Regions from separate parts of the Mus musculus genome. Here region 2 is linked to region 1. The links are chromatin loops, found by intact Hi-C in ENCODE. Cell type or tissue: left cerebral cortex. All regions are shown on one strand.

Evidence for each region. A loop is a pair of places that touch in the nucleus more often than their neighbours do. Peaks named below come from ENCODE experiments on the same cell type or tissue, not always from the same donor. Only the 100,000 strongest peaks of a DNase experiment are listed, where the experiment ranks them.
Region 2: it touches region 1 in a loop (4-fold over the local background); 2 of 42 quality-filtered maps call a loop at or near these places.

The regions. Positions count from the first base shown.
Region 1 is chr6:135,441,192-135,449,191 of GRCm38, forward strand. No RefSeq gene overlaps it. Among named protein-coding and RNA genes, the nearest start is that of Gm25136, 81 kb to the right of the region's middle. In left cerebral cortex, a CTCF peak has its summit at 3,570 (motif pointing right); DNase peaks (open chromatin) are centred at 208, 422 and 3,632; H3K4me3 peaks cover 286 bases; H3K27ac peaks cover 2,318 bases.
Region 2 is chr6:135,792,595-135,800,594 of GRCm38, forward strand. The region is part of intron 6 of Grin2b (glutamate receptor, ionotropic, NMDA2B (epsilon 2)); the gene reads right to left. Among named protein-coding and RNA genes, the nearest start is that of Gm14330, 56 kb to the right of the region's middle. In left cerebral cortex, no CTCF peak of the experiment used is centred here; DNase peaks (open chromatin) are centred at 3,732, 4,954, 5,292, 5,324 and 4 more places; H3K27ac peaks cover 7,438 bases.

The sequences.
Region 1 (8,000 bases):
ATGAACATTCAGGAAGAGCTTGTTGGGTAAATGCACAAACAAATAAGTCTCAACAGAGCCCTCCCCACCGCCAGCGGTCCCCTCAACCCCGAGCCAAACACAGACAGTTGGAGGGAGCTGACTTCATTGGTGCCCAAGAACAGCAGCAGCAGATGGTGCTGTCCAGATCTGAAACTTGGTCCCTTTACTCCTGCATGGAGCCTCTCACACTCCACCCTCTTGTCCCTCTCTGAGTTGTCCCTGTTCCAGGAAGGTGGCTAGCTGAAGGCACGGGCCTTCCAGCAGAAAACACCTGGCTGGTCAAAGCCTTTTTGTCTCTGCAATTACCTTCTATTTCCCTCTCCCTCTTCAATTTCATGCAAAGCCAACTGGTATTTCTTTTCAGGCAGCTGAGAACACCAGATGGAAGGGTGGGGGGAGGTGGAGGCAGGGTGTGAGGCAGCGAAGGGACAAGCGGGGCTGTGGATGAGGGGGACCATTAGAAAGCATGTGATGTGGGGACAATGCCAGGCAGGTCAGTGGAGGTAGGGAAGGCAGAAATGGTGGATAAAGCCAGCAGGCACCATATGTGCACATGCACACTAGCAGTACTTTCAACATACCATTAAAACAGAGAAACGTTCTGGTTTCCGTAGCAACAAGGACGAGATCCGTGCCTCAGCCAGTGAAACTTATTGGGGGAAAAGGCATTTGCCTGTTAAGGAGACTGATGAATTGGGGGATAATTATACAGAGTTCTGCCACCATTAACAACCTACAAACACAATTCGGAAAATATTGTAAAGAGTATGGCGGACTGATGAAAATCCCACAGAGGTAGGGGGCGGGAGGGAGGGACAGAAGGCAGAGGGAAGGGGCTACAGGAATGTTCTAGGTAAATACCCCTTCGTGTGAGGTACCATTGGAACCAGCTCATATGTCAGTCTTCAGAGGCCTAAGGTAAGGTGAAGCTGGGTATATCTGTCCCCAATTCTACAGTGCAAGTACGTTGTGTCCTGTTCTCATTTGTGGCTTCAGAAAGTGGGTAGGTGGATATGGAAAGACTAAGTTTGGCAGTAGCGGACTCTGTGACATTTGGACCCTGTGTCTGTGTTTCCTATAGTGTCCAAAGGAACTCTTAGCTGACCCATCAAAGGATAGGACAGTAGAGGAGATTCCTGACACCCGAGTCATGCATTATAGAATCTTGCCTGGAAGAGAAGGAAAACAAACTACAATTATCTTGTCCTCCCGGTAGCAAAGACCCCATGCCAGGTACATATTAACTATTAAATAAAATGCTGCCAGAATGGGCACTGGGGCGATAGGGACTGGGGCTATGGTTCGGTTGGTAAAGTGCTTGTTATGCAAGCATGAGGGCCCGAGTTCACATCTCCAGTGCTCACATATAAAGCCAGACATGGTGCTCTGCGCCTGGAGTCCCAGTGCTGAGGAGACAGATAGGAGCTTGCTGGCCAGCCAGGTTAGCTGCACCAGAGAACTCCAGATTCAATGAGAGACCCTGTTTCAAAACACAAGGTTAAGAGAAGCATGAGAAGACTATCAGTGCCAGTCTCTGGCCTCCACAAACATTTGAATGAAAGTCTATATAAATGGATGGATAGATGACTAAAGGAATGAGCAAATGGATGGATGCATAAGAATCAGGAGAGAGAACCCATGTTCTCACCTCTTACTTCTGGTAACTTAGTGGCAGATTAGACTCTCAGAGGTAGTGTCTCTCCATGAGATATGCATTAGGATTCTGAGACTAGACTGTTCTGTGTCCCAGGGGACCTTTAAGGTCATTTGAATAGTCTCTGTCCTGCGGACATGCCCTGTGGTGTACCATTCTATTGGCTCTGTTGAATTAGAGGGCAGGAGCTGCCCACGGCCTCAGAGCACCCAGGCCAGCTCTCGCTCCTGTGGCTCAGGATTTTGTTCTGAATTCATTTTTCCACTTGCTGATTTTCCTACACTTCCAGGGGCTGCTCTTGGCTGACCCCCACGCTTTCATTTAGAACCACGCTATGTAGCTATCTCCTTGTAGTGGTTTGAATGAGTACCGTCTCCACAGGCTCTTATAGTTTGAATGCTTATTTGTCAGGGAGTGGACATGTTTGGGAAAGATTAGGAGGTGTGGCTTTATTGGAATCGATGTGGCTTTGATAGAGAAGGTGTGTCTCTGGGGGTGGGCTCTGAGATCTCTCTCACTACTTGCAGGATGTAAAGCTGTCAGCTACTGCTTAGTATCACGCATGTCTGCTTCCCTCCATGATAATCATGCATCAACCTTTGGACTCACCATACTTCAGCGAGTACCCCGTCAGCCATACTACTGAAATAAACACATTGCTTTATCAAACTGGACACAGATGGGACCCACTCCTTTGGTCTGCTGTTGGTACCCTACCTTGGGAAAAAAAGACATCTGTTTATGGAAAAGTCACCTAGCAAGTATCTAATTGTCCATTATTTCTCCCTTGGTGCCTATGATTATAGACTTGGGAGTTGTGTCTCTGGGGGAACTTCTTGTTGGTGGCAGCTCCTTCGAGAGAGCCTTGGGCATCAGAGCAATCTGACACCAAAGTGAAAGATGGCCACCTAAAGCCTCTGAGATCAGGCTGAAAGCATCAGGCTCCATCCGAAAGCTGGTCAACTGTGCACCAATTGGCTCCTTGCAGAGCAAATGTACACCGATGCCTGGTGGGACTGAGGATGGGTGTGTCAACTGATGGGAGAGGATGGGAAAGTGAGAGGTGACAGAGCCACCCGCTACTCACAAGCCCTTCCTTGCTTTCATATTCTGGAATTCTGGAAGGAGTTCCCAGGATGTTGAGCAGATTGTTCAAGGTCAAACAGCTAGCCTCTTGACTCCTGGGTCCCAGGATCACTGCAGGTACAGGACACAAGTAGTATAGGTTGATTCCTTTCCCGAAGCAGCTGGTGGGGAAGCAGAGGGGAGAATATGGCCTTGGTGCTGAAGATGGAAGGAGGCCTGGCTCAGAGCAGGGAAAACTTTGTAAGTGTTATTTTGTGAAAGAATTATATTAAACAGATTCTATTCCGACTATCAACAGATTTTCACATTTCCACCTTCCCCCTCCACAATTACCTCCTTCAGCCCCCACCATTCCAAACAGAATGTTTCCTTCCTGCTTGCACTGTAAGACAGCAAAATTGGCTTTCCCTTTAGACTCTACCTCCTGTACAGCACCATCTGGGGCTGCATAGCTTACTCTGTCGCCTTTATTTCTTAAAACATTTTGCTTGTTTTAATAATAATAATAATAATAATAATAATAATAATAATAATAATAATAATAATAATAATAATAATTACTATTATTGGGGATTGAACCTGAGACCTGACTCACACCAGGCAAATGTTCTACCAAGGACCCACATGCCCAGCCTCTTTTCTTTCTTTGAGACGGAGGTCTCAGTAATTTTTCTCAGCTGTCCTGGAACTTGTGGTCCTCCAGCCTTAGCCTCCCAGATAATTGGGATTAGAGGTGTACACCCAATACCAGTCCGCACTCTTTAAAACAAACCTTTCCCAGTTTTGCGCAGTTTCTCTGCTGGCCGCCAGGGGTCGCCCTTGGGCAGGTGGAGCCTCCTCTCCGCAGGGTGCAGGGCGGTTTGCCAGGAATCTGGAGCCGGCTTCTGTGTATATCAGCGCACAACATTAATCAGACGCAGGCTCTGCAGTGCTTTCGAAGGGGAGTAAGGAGCCAGGGTTGGGAAGGAGATTTTGTAAGCAGCCCAGCCAAGGGCCTTCACCTCTTCTACCCTAGGCTCACAGCAAACAGTGCATCCAGGACAGCCACTGGCTCTGGTCCAGGGTGCTACCCTTAGCGCTCAGGGTTGTAATTTACAGAGGGCCTGTGAGTCCTGGGGGGATGGATGTCTGCTGGGCTGTCTTTTTCAGGAGGAGGAGGAGACAGTAGGTCGATGATTCCTTTCTCTCCTTCGTCTTCTTTTTTTTTGCATGCTTCACTCAGACAACCAGGTCCTTGGAAGCAGGCATGGCTGGCTCCCTTGTGCACACAGAGGAAGCTCCGTCTCCTGGTGATTTCTCAGTTGCCCCCATACACCGGGATGGGTATCCAATGGTCTTTGCATGTGCCAGAAAGCCAGACCTCTGCCAGGCTCGTCTCGGATGGGCTCTACAGGAGGCAAAGTGCACGTGCTCCTTGGAGCATGAACTTCTCAACGTTACATTTTCATCTCTTCTGTTGTTCTTCTCCAAGATGGGGCTGCTGGTTAAGATTTGATGCTGTTACTGGACACACATCAAAGACGGAGGCACAGGGGAAGACAGGGAGAGAGAGCAGGGGAGGAAGCTGAGGGTATTGCCAGCCTGGAACCCTGCAGGGACCAGAGAAGCTGGGGCTCATCTGGGGTCAAGGTGCCTCCACTTTACTTTGTCTTTTCTCTATGTGCCCCTCCCTCCTACCGTCCCCCCTTCTCTCTGATCTCTTTCTTCCTCTCTTCTTTCTCTCTCTCTCTCTCTCCCTTCCTTCCTTCCTTCCTTCCTTCCTTCCTTCCTTCCTTCCTTCCTTCCTTCCTTCCTTCTTTCCAGACCCAGCATGTGTGTAGATGAACATGCATACATAAGGGTACACTTATAAGACATGACAACTGCAATCTTTCATAAGGTGTTTTGTTTTTAAAAGAAATTAGACACTAGGCAGGAAAAGTGAATTTAATGGAATGAGTCAGTAGGTGGAAAAGTGGGAGCTGACTTGAACTTCTCCAAGAGGGAGGGCAGCTGGGCTGAAGAGTCTGAAGAAAGACATAAAAGTGAGTTTTCACAGCCTTTGGCTGGGGCAATGGACAGGCTGCAAGAATGTCAGTAAAAGGTAGAAAGGGGGAAGGAATGTGTGGCGTCTAATTGTGCAAAGGTGGGACTAGGGACGGGAAGCCTTTGGATGCCCAAGTGAGGGACTGGAACACTGGCCTTTGTATTAGTCAGGGCTTTATTTAGAGCAACAGGACTGTTAGAATGAGTCTTTTTCTATACAGGGAAAGAGAATTTATTAGAATGAATTACAGGCTGTGGTCGAGCTAGTCTAACAGTGGCTGCCTAGGAATGGAAGCTCCAAGAATCCAGATGTTTGGTCCATGAGGCTGGATGTCTCAGGATGCGCTGGGATCCTGAAGGAGTAGGCTCTGAGGCCAGTGAAGGGAAGGATTTGCTAGCAAGGTGATAGGTAAAGAGCAAAAGCTTCCTTCTTCCATGTTCTCGTACAGACTTCTAGCAGAAGGTGTGGACCAGATTAGAGGTGGGTTTTCCCAGCTCAAAAGGTCCAGATTAAAGGTGTGCCTTTCCACTTCAGAGATCCACATTAGAAGTAGATCTTAAATTAAGCAAAATTCTCACACAGGTGTGCCTTCCTTGTTTGTGTTTTACTTAATTCCAGATGTAGTCAAGTTGACGACCAACAATAGCTGTCAAGCCTTTGTAGGTAGAGGTTTAAATGAGGGTTACACTGCCCAGCATGTTTGTGGTCTAGGGGCATTCCTCCAAGGGGTGAGTATCTGAAGGACTGTGGGGCTGGGATGTGCCCAGTTTGGGAGGCCTTTTAGGAAGCCATTGTGATATAAAGGAGACTCATTTCTTTAGACCTTCCACTTCCTGTATACGCTAACGTCTCCCATGATTACTGTCTCAGAAGACCAGGAGGGAATGATGGTTACAAGTCCAGGCGAGGGCCTCATGACCCTCTTCTCCCTTCTAAAGAGTGCCAGCAGCCCTGTTACCTTAACTCCAAGTCTAGCTACCTCTGTATTGTTTTTTATCTGTTCCATGATTACCAGGCCAAGCTGATCTTTACTCCCAAATGGCTGTGGGGTGGTCATGTTATGCCTAGAGAAACAGAGAATGCTGTAATAATCTCCTAATTATTCTTCCTGGAGAAATTAAAACCAGTGGCAGAGAACTCCCTCTGTCTCCAGTCACAAGAGCTATGCTTATACCTGTGTGATCGTACAGGTTGCCTTAGTCAGGGTGACTATAGCTGTGATGAAACACTATGGCCAAAGCAACCTGGGGAGGAAAGGTTTCATCCAGGTTATGTGTCTCGATCACAGGTCACCATCAAAGGAAGTCAAGACAGGAACTCCAGCAGGGCAGGGGCCTGGAGGCAGGAGCTGATGCAGAGGCCATGAAGGAGTGCTGCTCACTGGCTTAATTCTCATGGCTTGTTCAGCCTGCTTTCTTATAAAATCCAGAACCACCAGCCCAGGAGAGACACTATCCATAATAGGATGGCACCCCACTCATCAATCACTAATTAAGAAATTGCTTTCAGCCAGGTCTTAGGGAGACATTTTCTCAGGTGAGGCTCCCTTATCTCTGACCTGAAGACTCTAGCTTGGGTCAAGCTGGCATAAAACTTGACATAAAACTTACAGGATATGCATTCTTTTCATGTCTCCTTCTGGGGTGGGAAACATTCCCCTCTGAAGGGCCTCACCTCCGCTCTTCCTCATGGCTCCTCTCTCACCTGCGTTATCGATTGATTCCTCCCAGTTTAAACTTTACTCCCGAGCCTGTACTCCCAGCACTCTGTGGGCTGAGGGTTGTGAGGTGGAGACCAGTCTCAGCAATGTGGTAGAACCCTGTCACCAAAAAGAGAAAGGTTTGTTACCACCAGTAAACAAGTCTGTGAGATTATTCTCATCTTCACAAAAACCTCCACTGTCACACTTCCACTTCCACTCCACTGTCACCCTTCTTAACCTCGTTATCAGTAAAATGTCTCCCAAGTCTACCAAGACACTCCTATGTCCCTAGACTGTTCAGTTTGCTCAGTCTGACTCATAACACTCCCTGGCCAGAACTGCTGTCCATTCTCAATTTACCTAAACTCAGGCGTGGGTTTCTGGGGTTGTGTTGACCTTTCTGTTGTAACTGACATATTTACTTATATTAGTCAGGGTTCTCTAGAGCAACAAAACATAGAATACACACACACACACACACACACACATACATATATATGTATGTATATATTATCATATATAATATAGATTATATCTGATATTTAGTAGAATGGCTTGCAGGTTTCTGTCCTGCTAGTCCAACAATGGCTGTCTGTCAGCAGAAAGCCCAATAGTCCTGTAGTTGCGCAGTCTGTGAGTCTCGACGATGTCCCAGCTGGTCTTCAGTATACACTGGAATCCTAAAGAAGTAGGCTCTAATGCCCAGGAGAGAAAGGACTTGACATCAGAGTGAGGGTGGGAAGAAGCATTCGAAGAGCAAGCAACATTTTCCTTCTCCCGTGTCCTTTCTACAGGCTGACAGCAAAAGGAGTGGTCCAGCTTAAAGGTGGATCACCCCACCGCTGAAGATCTCAATTCAAGGTGGTTCTTCAAGTTATTTAATTAAGAAGAAAATCTCTCACAAGTATACTCAGCCCTTGGATTTTAGTTAATCCCAGATGTAGTCAAGTTGACACCAAGAATAGCCATCACAAGTCCACTCCTTGTTAACTTGACACACAATCATATCTTTTTATGTCATGCTTAATTTCCAAATGAAAACAACAGTCAGACCACAATTATGCCTAATATGATATAACTATCCCACGTACAATCATAAGCACATCATAAATTTTAGAATAGGTGGCAATGTCCCTTGAGGGACATTCTCAAAACTTCAATATGGCTAACCACTTATAACTTAACGGAGGCTACATTATCTGATAAAGAAATAGAGGGAAATTAAACACAGATGTCTGTACAAACACATTATCAACAGAATATGACAGAGGCATGCATGTCAATTATAATCTTTACTTCTGCGATTGGTCATGTGGCCTTAGCTGGTATTTATAACTACCTTCCTCTGCTACCCATTCTGCATTTTCTCTGCCATTATCCCACTCTGTGAAAATTCCCCAGACTTCTGCTTGAATGAATTGGCAAACTCATCAAGCTCCCTAGTAGTGAGGTGTACCTCCTCATGGACCGACCTCTCTTCTGGGAGCCTGCTGTGCCTTTGGTCTGGTTAT
Region 2 (8,000 bases), 350 kb after region 1:
GTTAAAATTCCTTGGGCAGATGATCCTGGGCTGTATAAAAGTACTAGCAAGGGGTAAGCCATTAAGCAGCATTGTTTCTGCCCTAGAACTTTGCTTTGAGCTCCTGCCCTGATTTCTCCCAGTGATGGATGGTGGCCTGGAAGGTGCTCTGTTCATGCTGTTTGTCATAACAACAGAAAAGCAAACTAGAACAGATCCTTGCCTAGGGGGCTTCCACACCAAGGAGGTGGCAAGACCAGGGCTTAGGCAGGCTGACACCAAAGCCTTTGTCTTTTGCTTTTTTTCTTTGCCACTTCAACTCTCAGCTGGGCCCACAGAGTCCAGAGAATGGCATAAAATATACAGTAATAATGCCCTGGCTCATCTGTCCTGTTCTCTGTAGTAGCTATGATGTACCTGGGACCTGTGGAACACAGAACGTCTTAGGTATCTGAAACAACAGGAGGATGAATGGTTCCAACAAGAAACAGTACTGCAATGCAGAAGGCCCTAAGTGCCCCCTGAAGACCACACAGAGTCAGAGGTGATTTTCCTGGTTTTCAAAGGATGCTAACTCCCAACCTGCCCTGCTTTTGGCTTCCTGATCCATCTCATTACACCCTCCTTCACAGTTCTCCTCCAAATTTTAAATGCTTTTGGTATCTTTAAAGAAAACATTACTTAAAAATATGCAGAATCCTGTCCAGGGATCTCAGACACATTAAGACCAGCAGGGCTTTCAAGTATGTCTCCAGACGCTAATGCACAGTGAGGCAAATTGTCTCACATTTAATAAGCTGACCCAAACCAGCAAGATCAGCTTCTCAGGCAAAATTTTCAGAGCTAGAAAAATCTAGCTAGACCTGAGCAGGACCTCCTGGCCAGATGAGTCTGCAGAGAGCTGTTTTTATCATTGCAGGGTGCTCGTGCACAAGTGTCAAACAGAAGGTAATGGGAGAAGCTGGAGAAGAGATGTGTTGCATGAGGATAATGACAATTTTCCAGAGTACACATCTGAATGTAAACTCTGATGGTCATGAATGTGCTTTCCGGGGCAACAGAGTGACTTCATTTCAAACATGATCATAGAGGAAATCTAAGGCACGGGGTATGAATATATATGAAACCCAGCAAGCCAAGCCCTACCCATGACAAAGACTCACAGGATTATGGAGGGACTAATGGCGCTCAAACAAAAGAGGCCAACGTTTTTAAGGATCACTGCAAGACCACAGATACTGCAGGGAGCGGGGAGGATATTGAAAGCTCTGTGTCTAGGGAGATATTCACTCTTCCACTCAGTTACCTGGCTGGACCAGGGGACAGTTTGCACATACCATACAGACAGTATCAAAAGAGCTCAAAGGGCTGAGCTGGTAATATGGCTTGATGGATACAAGCATCCATATGGTAGAAGGAGAGAACTAACTCTCACAGGTTCTTGAATGAGTTAAAAATGCTCTCAATGGCACAAACCCTCTTTCCCAAGCATAAATATCCAGAACAAATATTTACAACTGAATAAGTGATGGGCAAATGTTAAAAGAAGTTCAAAGTCCACCACCTCCCTTGTCAATGCAGGGTTTGAAGGTACTTAATAATTATGTACAAAATAGTTCTGCCTAGATATTCTAGACAATGCTAGGCCAAACTAGGGCTTTCATCAACACTCGGTCAGCCCTAAACTGATATGCCTCTCCCAGCCTGGAAGACGGAAGGGGTAGAGAAGGATTCCTTCCTGGTTCCACTCTCTCCCGCTCTGCTTCTGGCCTGGTTTTCTACGTGACATCTGCTTTCCCCATCTCTAGCCTTGTCTTCCTCCGGTTCATTCTCCATCCAGTTCTCAAGGTGATCTCTCTAAAACACAGAACTTTCCCATCCGTGTGCTTCTCCCAGGCCACCAGTGCCTCGTCATTCACCTTCATCCAACCTCAGTGGAAAGATAGACATGTTTTCCTCACCTTTGTTCCTTGTCTCCTCATTCCTGCCTTTGTTTCTCTTCAGCATGCCACTTCAGTATCGTTGGCCTCTGCACAGCATTTGATAGCAACACTCTCTGCTTTCACTGACTCAAATGTCTTCATACAAACGGCATGTTCTACCCCAACCCCCTGGTGTCCCCTAGTGCCCCGGATGAACTTCACTCTGCTCTTGGGGTTCAACTTAGGCAATGCCTACAGTCACCCCAAAGTCTCTGCTTACCATAGCCCTAAGGTGGATTTGAGTTTGAGATCTCCTTCTTTGGCATTTCCAATTCCCATGTATATCGCAATTACCAAACTAGCCAAAGAACATCACTGTGTTGGTCTTTTTCAGAAGACCAGGAGATGTTGGCAGGACTGAATTTTATTTTCTTATATCCCTTAATGCCTGACATAGGGAGGGAAGAATCCCTCGATTGGCACTGAGTAAACATTAGCAAAACAAGCCAGTGAACATTTCCAAAAAGGATCTTTTTCCTGATGCTTTCGTATAAGCTTTGTCACATTGACTTTGGATTTGGCTTTGTGACTTGCTTCACTAATAGGATATCAAAAATATATGACATGTGTGGAGATTTGCTGAGCAATGGTGACATAGGACTCATGCTCTTGGAATCCTGCTAACAGGGCTTAGCACTCGGTGAGCCTCTTTGAGGATAAGTTGGAGGGGCTGGATCCCTTCTGAGATGCAGTGTTAACATCAGAAACAACAGTGAGGCCATTTTGATTATTCAGGCTTGGTTAACTGTCAGGTGACTAGCTAGATATATGAGGCCCTGTGAGTCTGTTCCAGGGACCACACAGCTAATCCCAACTCAAACCAGCCACCCACTTAAAGAAAGCAGAATGGGAAAAGGGTGGTTGTTTCATGCCATCAAATTTGAAGGTAGTTGCCAAGTAGCAGAAATGTATCAAAATATATTATTTAGGGGAAAGCTTTAATACATATACCAGGCAGAACCAACAAGTGAGTAAAGAGGTTAGGAGACTGCTCATTCATCAGAATTCTGGCCTTGCAAACACGAGAGTCAGAGTCCCATTCCCGGAACCTACTTTTAAAGGCAGGATATGGTGACACACACTTGGAATGCCAGAGCTGTGAAGGTGGCGACAAGTAGGTCCTCAGGGCTTACTAGCCAGGCAATTTAGCTTACCCTGTGTAGTCCAGATCAGTGAGAGACCCGATCACAATAAAAGGTGGGCCATGACTGAGAATAAGCACCAAGATGGTCTTTCATCCTTCAAATTCAAGTGCACGTATGTGCACACATATGTAGAACACACACGTGCAACACCCATGTGCAACATAAGAGGGAAAAGCAAGCAAAAACTAATAGACAAGAACAGCAAAACTTCTTCAGTAAGCACAGCGCTGACATCTTTCTTAATTATAGTCCATTGAAACAGAACTAACCTTACAATAGGAAGCTGCGGAAGCAGTCCCACCTCTCCCACTGAAGAGCCTCGTGAATGTGACAATTCTAACCTTTGGGCCTCTTAGATGCTTACTGTAAAAATGGGAGATTGTAATTTTATGTCTATCTGGCTATATGTATACATGTATCTTTCTTATCGCACAAAGCTGATAATACAACCGGTCATATATGGAACTGCCGATGTACAAATGTTACTGAAATTAGTTAGAAACATTGAGTTACATCACTTGCTGACAACGTACTTAGCCAAAGCAGGTGGGCTGTCGAGGGAAGATGCTCCAGGGAGGGGACCTAGCAGCAAGCTCCTTCCTATTGGGTGATGATGGCTAACAGGTGCTTCGCCACCGTGAGCATCACTGATTAGCATTGATTTCTTTAATGAGGTGCTATTTCAGGCAGCACTCCTGTAACTCTCCTCCTGCCCCACTCCCAGTGTTTAGCACCTCCTTTTACATTCTGCTGAAGGTCAGGAGGAAACCTGGTCTCCAAGGAAGAAGCTCAAGGCCAGGAGTATGAAGACAACGGTCATGCTCCATCTCTGGCTAGCTCTGGGATTTTGTCCATTCCCATTGCAGAAACGGATTCTCTCTCTGTAAGGCGTAAAGGTCACAACAGTTGTCAGCTTATCAACAATGGGTTGGAGAAAGACCAGCATAATAATGCAAACAGAAGTAGCTTGAAGCTAGCCATCCCTGAGCTCAGCACAAAGTCAAGGTTAGTATGGGAGATCCCTCAGAGAGGCATACCTGGAGTATAGAGAGTGTCAACCACACTCCAGGTCCCAGGCTAAGCGGTAAGGGTTGAAGGAGGGAACGAGGAAACTGACATTTTGTGATGTGAGACAATTCGCCTGCAGCCACATAATTAATAAATGACTTAATTGAATCCCAATCCTTACTGACCTTCTTCCAATGCCCAGATTTGCCCAGTGCTGGGCAGCCTCCAAACGACCTGTCCGGAGCCTGTAGGAGATTGGAATTATTGGCTAGGTAGTTTGCCATTAAGTAGGGTCATCAGCTTGTGGCTAAAGAAACAGATGATCACAAAAAAAGGGCTAGGGGAGAAAATGCCTGTTTACAAACACAGCTTAATTAATTAGTCAACTCAGACCAAGCGGAAGAGGCGGCTTCCCAGATGTCTGACATAGAGAATTAATTAACAGAGAGGCACCAGTCCCCAGGCCTTGGGTTCATGTCCAGACCACATGGTGGAATTAAATTACTAAATTGCCTCAGTGCTCCTCACCTTAAAACTAAATTGTCCCTCAACTTAACTAAAGCCATTTGACTGAAAAAAAAATATTCATTGAAAATGACAACTGAATTGAAAAGCCTCTGCCAATTTAAAGCTTTAAATGAAGCTCAAAGAGCAAGGCAGAGAAGTTTCTAAGTACGTTTAGTGTAACATTAGAAGGTTCTAGAATAAAAGTGAAGGTGAAGTTAGGTTGAGCGGCACAGATAAAATTCCACGTCTATACTTGCCACTGTGGTTTGAATACGAAACACCCCCCACAGGCTCATGTGTTGAATCACTTGTCCCAAGCTGGCAGAGATATTTTGGGAGAGCCTGGGAGCTGTGGAGGGTGGAGACTAACTTGAGGAATTAGATCACTGGGTGGATCCTTGGCCGCTGAGTTTTGTCCTTCCGTTATAGTTTGAAAATGTAATGTCCCTCCCCAGGTTAATGTGCTTGAACTTAAATTCCCAGTTGGTGACAGTGTTTATGGAAGGGAGGAGAATCTGTAGGAGGTGGGGTCTAGCTGGAGGATGTGAGACACGGGGGCGGTGGGCTCTGAGCAGTTCAGGCTAGCCTTGGTTCTGGACTGAGTTCTCTCTGGTTTCCATCCTCTGCGACATGAGCAAGAATCCCAATGTTCCCTCCACCCTGGACCAAGCTACTCCCACCACCATCAACACTGCCGTGCCTTCCCTGACATGAAACTATGAGCCCAAAGAAATCCTTCCTCCTTTGAGATGCTGCTGGCCATTCATCAAAATGCAGAGAAAAATCCCCAATCCATGTCCTCTCTGCTTCCTGACACCCATGAAGTGAATCATCACTCCTTCATAGGTTCTTGCTACCATGACATTCTCCTTCAACATGTTGTAGCCCAGAGTCATAGCTGTGGTCTCTGGCTTGACATTTCTGCATTCCATCAACAAAGAAAACCTTTCTTCCTTCAGTCCTATTGGGTATATTGACACTGCAATGAGGAAAACGGGGGTGATCGAGGCAGGAAACTAAAATCACTGTAACCCCCGTTAGGGTTTGTCACTGTCTTGCTTGCCTCATCTTTCAAGCCACAAGCCAAATATTCTAGGGAAAGGCAAAGCATCCAGATGCCTCCACTTTCAACATCATTTTGCTTATATAAGATAAAGGATTCCTTAGGCAGGAGACAGAAATATGAGTCTGTGGGAGTCACAGCTCACCGGGGTGGACCGATGCCGGAGTAAATACCACAGAGCCAATCTCCAGTGAAGCAGTATAACGTTTCCAATCCTGTGTGGGTCTGTGAGGAAGTCACATTCCAGCAATGCTTCCGCTTCCACAGTTAACATTTTCTGGGGGTGGGAGTGGGGCTCCAACAAGTGTTCTTTAGCCTGTTGTTTATATTTCGTCAGTTAATTTCCATGTATTCTGCACTGTGTTTGGATCTCATCTTCTGTCTAATTAAGCAGAGGGAGTTAATAAAGTATGAAGTGACTTTGGGCCACAGAGTAAATAGAAGAACATGCAGGGGCATTGGGGGAGAGGGTGGGCACACAGCAAAGAGTCCAGGGGTCTGGAGAAAGGGGAAGTGGACACCGTGGAGTTCAGTGCACACCGTGGGGTTCAGTGCACATGAATGTTGACTGTCTGATCTAGCTCTGACAGCAATCTAGAGAGGTGTCAAGTTTGTGTCCGAATCCCTTATTCACCGTTAAAACTCTTATTTTTCAGAACAACTGTAATGGGATTTCTAAGCAGCATTTAATCTAAACAACAGTGTCATCCTGTGGAGTGCAAGAATTGAGAGCACTCATCTCTAGCAAGCTCTTCCTTTTACAACTGGGAGATGGGGAAATATATCATGATTCAAAATCTAAAATGACCTCAAATTCATGCGCAGGAATGTTTTTCTGATAAAGGGTGCTCACTCAGCCTATCTTCTGGGAAGGAGCAACAGGAGAGGCAGGAAGAGGATACAGTGTGAGGCCACGGTCCATTGCATGCATGGGCATCTACACTCCCTATCAGCCACACCTTCAACCTGTCTTGAGGGAAAAGAAGCCCTCACTTTTGGGAGCCTTCATCTTAGAAGGCTGTGGCTTTGTGCAAGTCTGCAGATTTTTTCATCAATGGGGAGTAAGGATAAATGGTTCAAACCAGTGGCCTTTAAAGTGTGACCCCCCCAGATCATCCCTCCCACACCCATCATCATCATTATCATCATCATCACTGCCACCACCATCCATCAGTGGCAACAGCAGCAGCAGCACCAGCACCAGCACCAGGTGCTTGGGCATTTTCTAGTGATGAAAGCAACCAGGACTCTACTCCAGATGTGCCCAGTGAGCAGTCTTGTTGGTGGAACCCACCCACATCTGAATTTCAACCAGCCTTGCAAATGCTATTTACTTTTTTAAAAAGGAATTCATGGAAGAAAGTGGGGATGGGGGTTGGGTGGGAGGGTGACCAACAGGGTCCATGAGGACATTGACCAGAACTGGAAATGGAAGCTGTCAGCATACTCTTGCGTCATCAAGAGCCACAGGGTAAAATTCAACTCTTACTCTAATGAGGATTTTAATATTTACCACGCATCCCCTGCCTGGCTTGCTGCAAGCTGTTGAAAAAAAAATGCCTCTTTTTTTTATTCAAGAGATCTGACTTCAAACAGATAAATTCCCATTTTGAAACAGTTTCCTTTGCTCCTAGGACAGGTTAGTCTTAACGGATCCATTGCTATTGTTAACACTTGCCTTTGGATGACAATAGATTAGATAGAAATGTGCATATAACAGTTTTTAAAAGAAAAAAAAAAGAGATGATCACTGTTGTAATTGACTTTCCGAATGCATTCATAACTCACCCCCAGCTACTGACATAAGCACCGCCCCCAAGCCCACCCCCACCTGTTTCTGATTTTTCCTTGGCTCCAGGCCGGTCTCAGCACCCACGACGCAGCTGCTGACAGGAGGAAGGTGCAGAAATGATGGAAGAGCTGGGTCACAGTAGATAATTCATTTATGGATAATAAAAAAAACGGGTGTCACACTTCACTGACCATGGCAGCCCTGAGCTGTTATACCTACATTAGAGATCTTTCAGACTCGAGACGGATTTCAAACCAAAACAAAAAACCCATACAATTTGGCCGAGTTACTAAGAGTGTTTTACCTCAGCCGAGAATAACAGGCAGAATCAGACTCTCTGACCAACAACTGTTTACTCGTGGCATATCTTGTGCTAGGTTCTCAGGGAGATCCTATACGTAATGCAGAGGAGATATGTTGACCCTTCCTTCAAGGAGCCGATGATAAAATGGAAAAGGAAGAGATACATGTCCTGAAGACTATGATGACTTAACTACTGAAGGGGTCTGTGAAATGTAAAATTA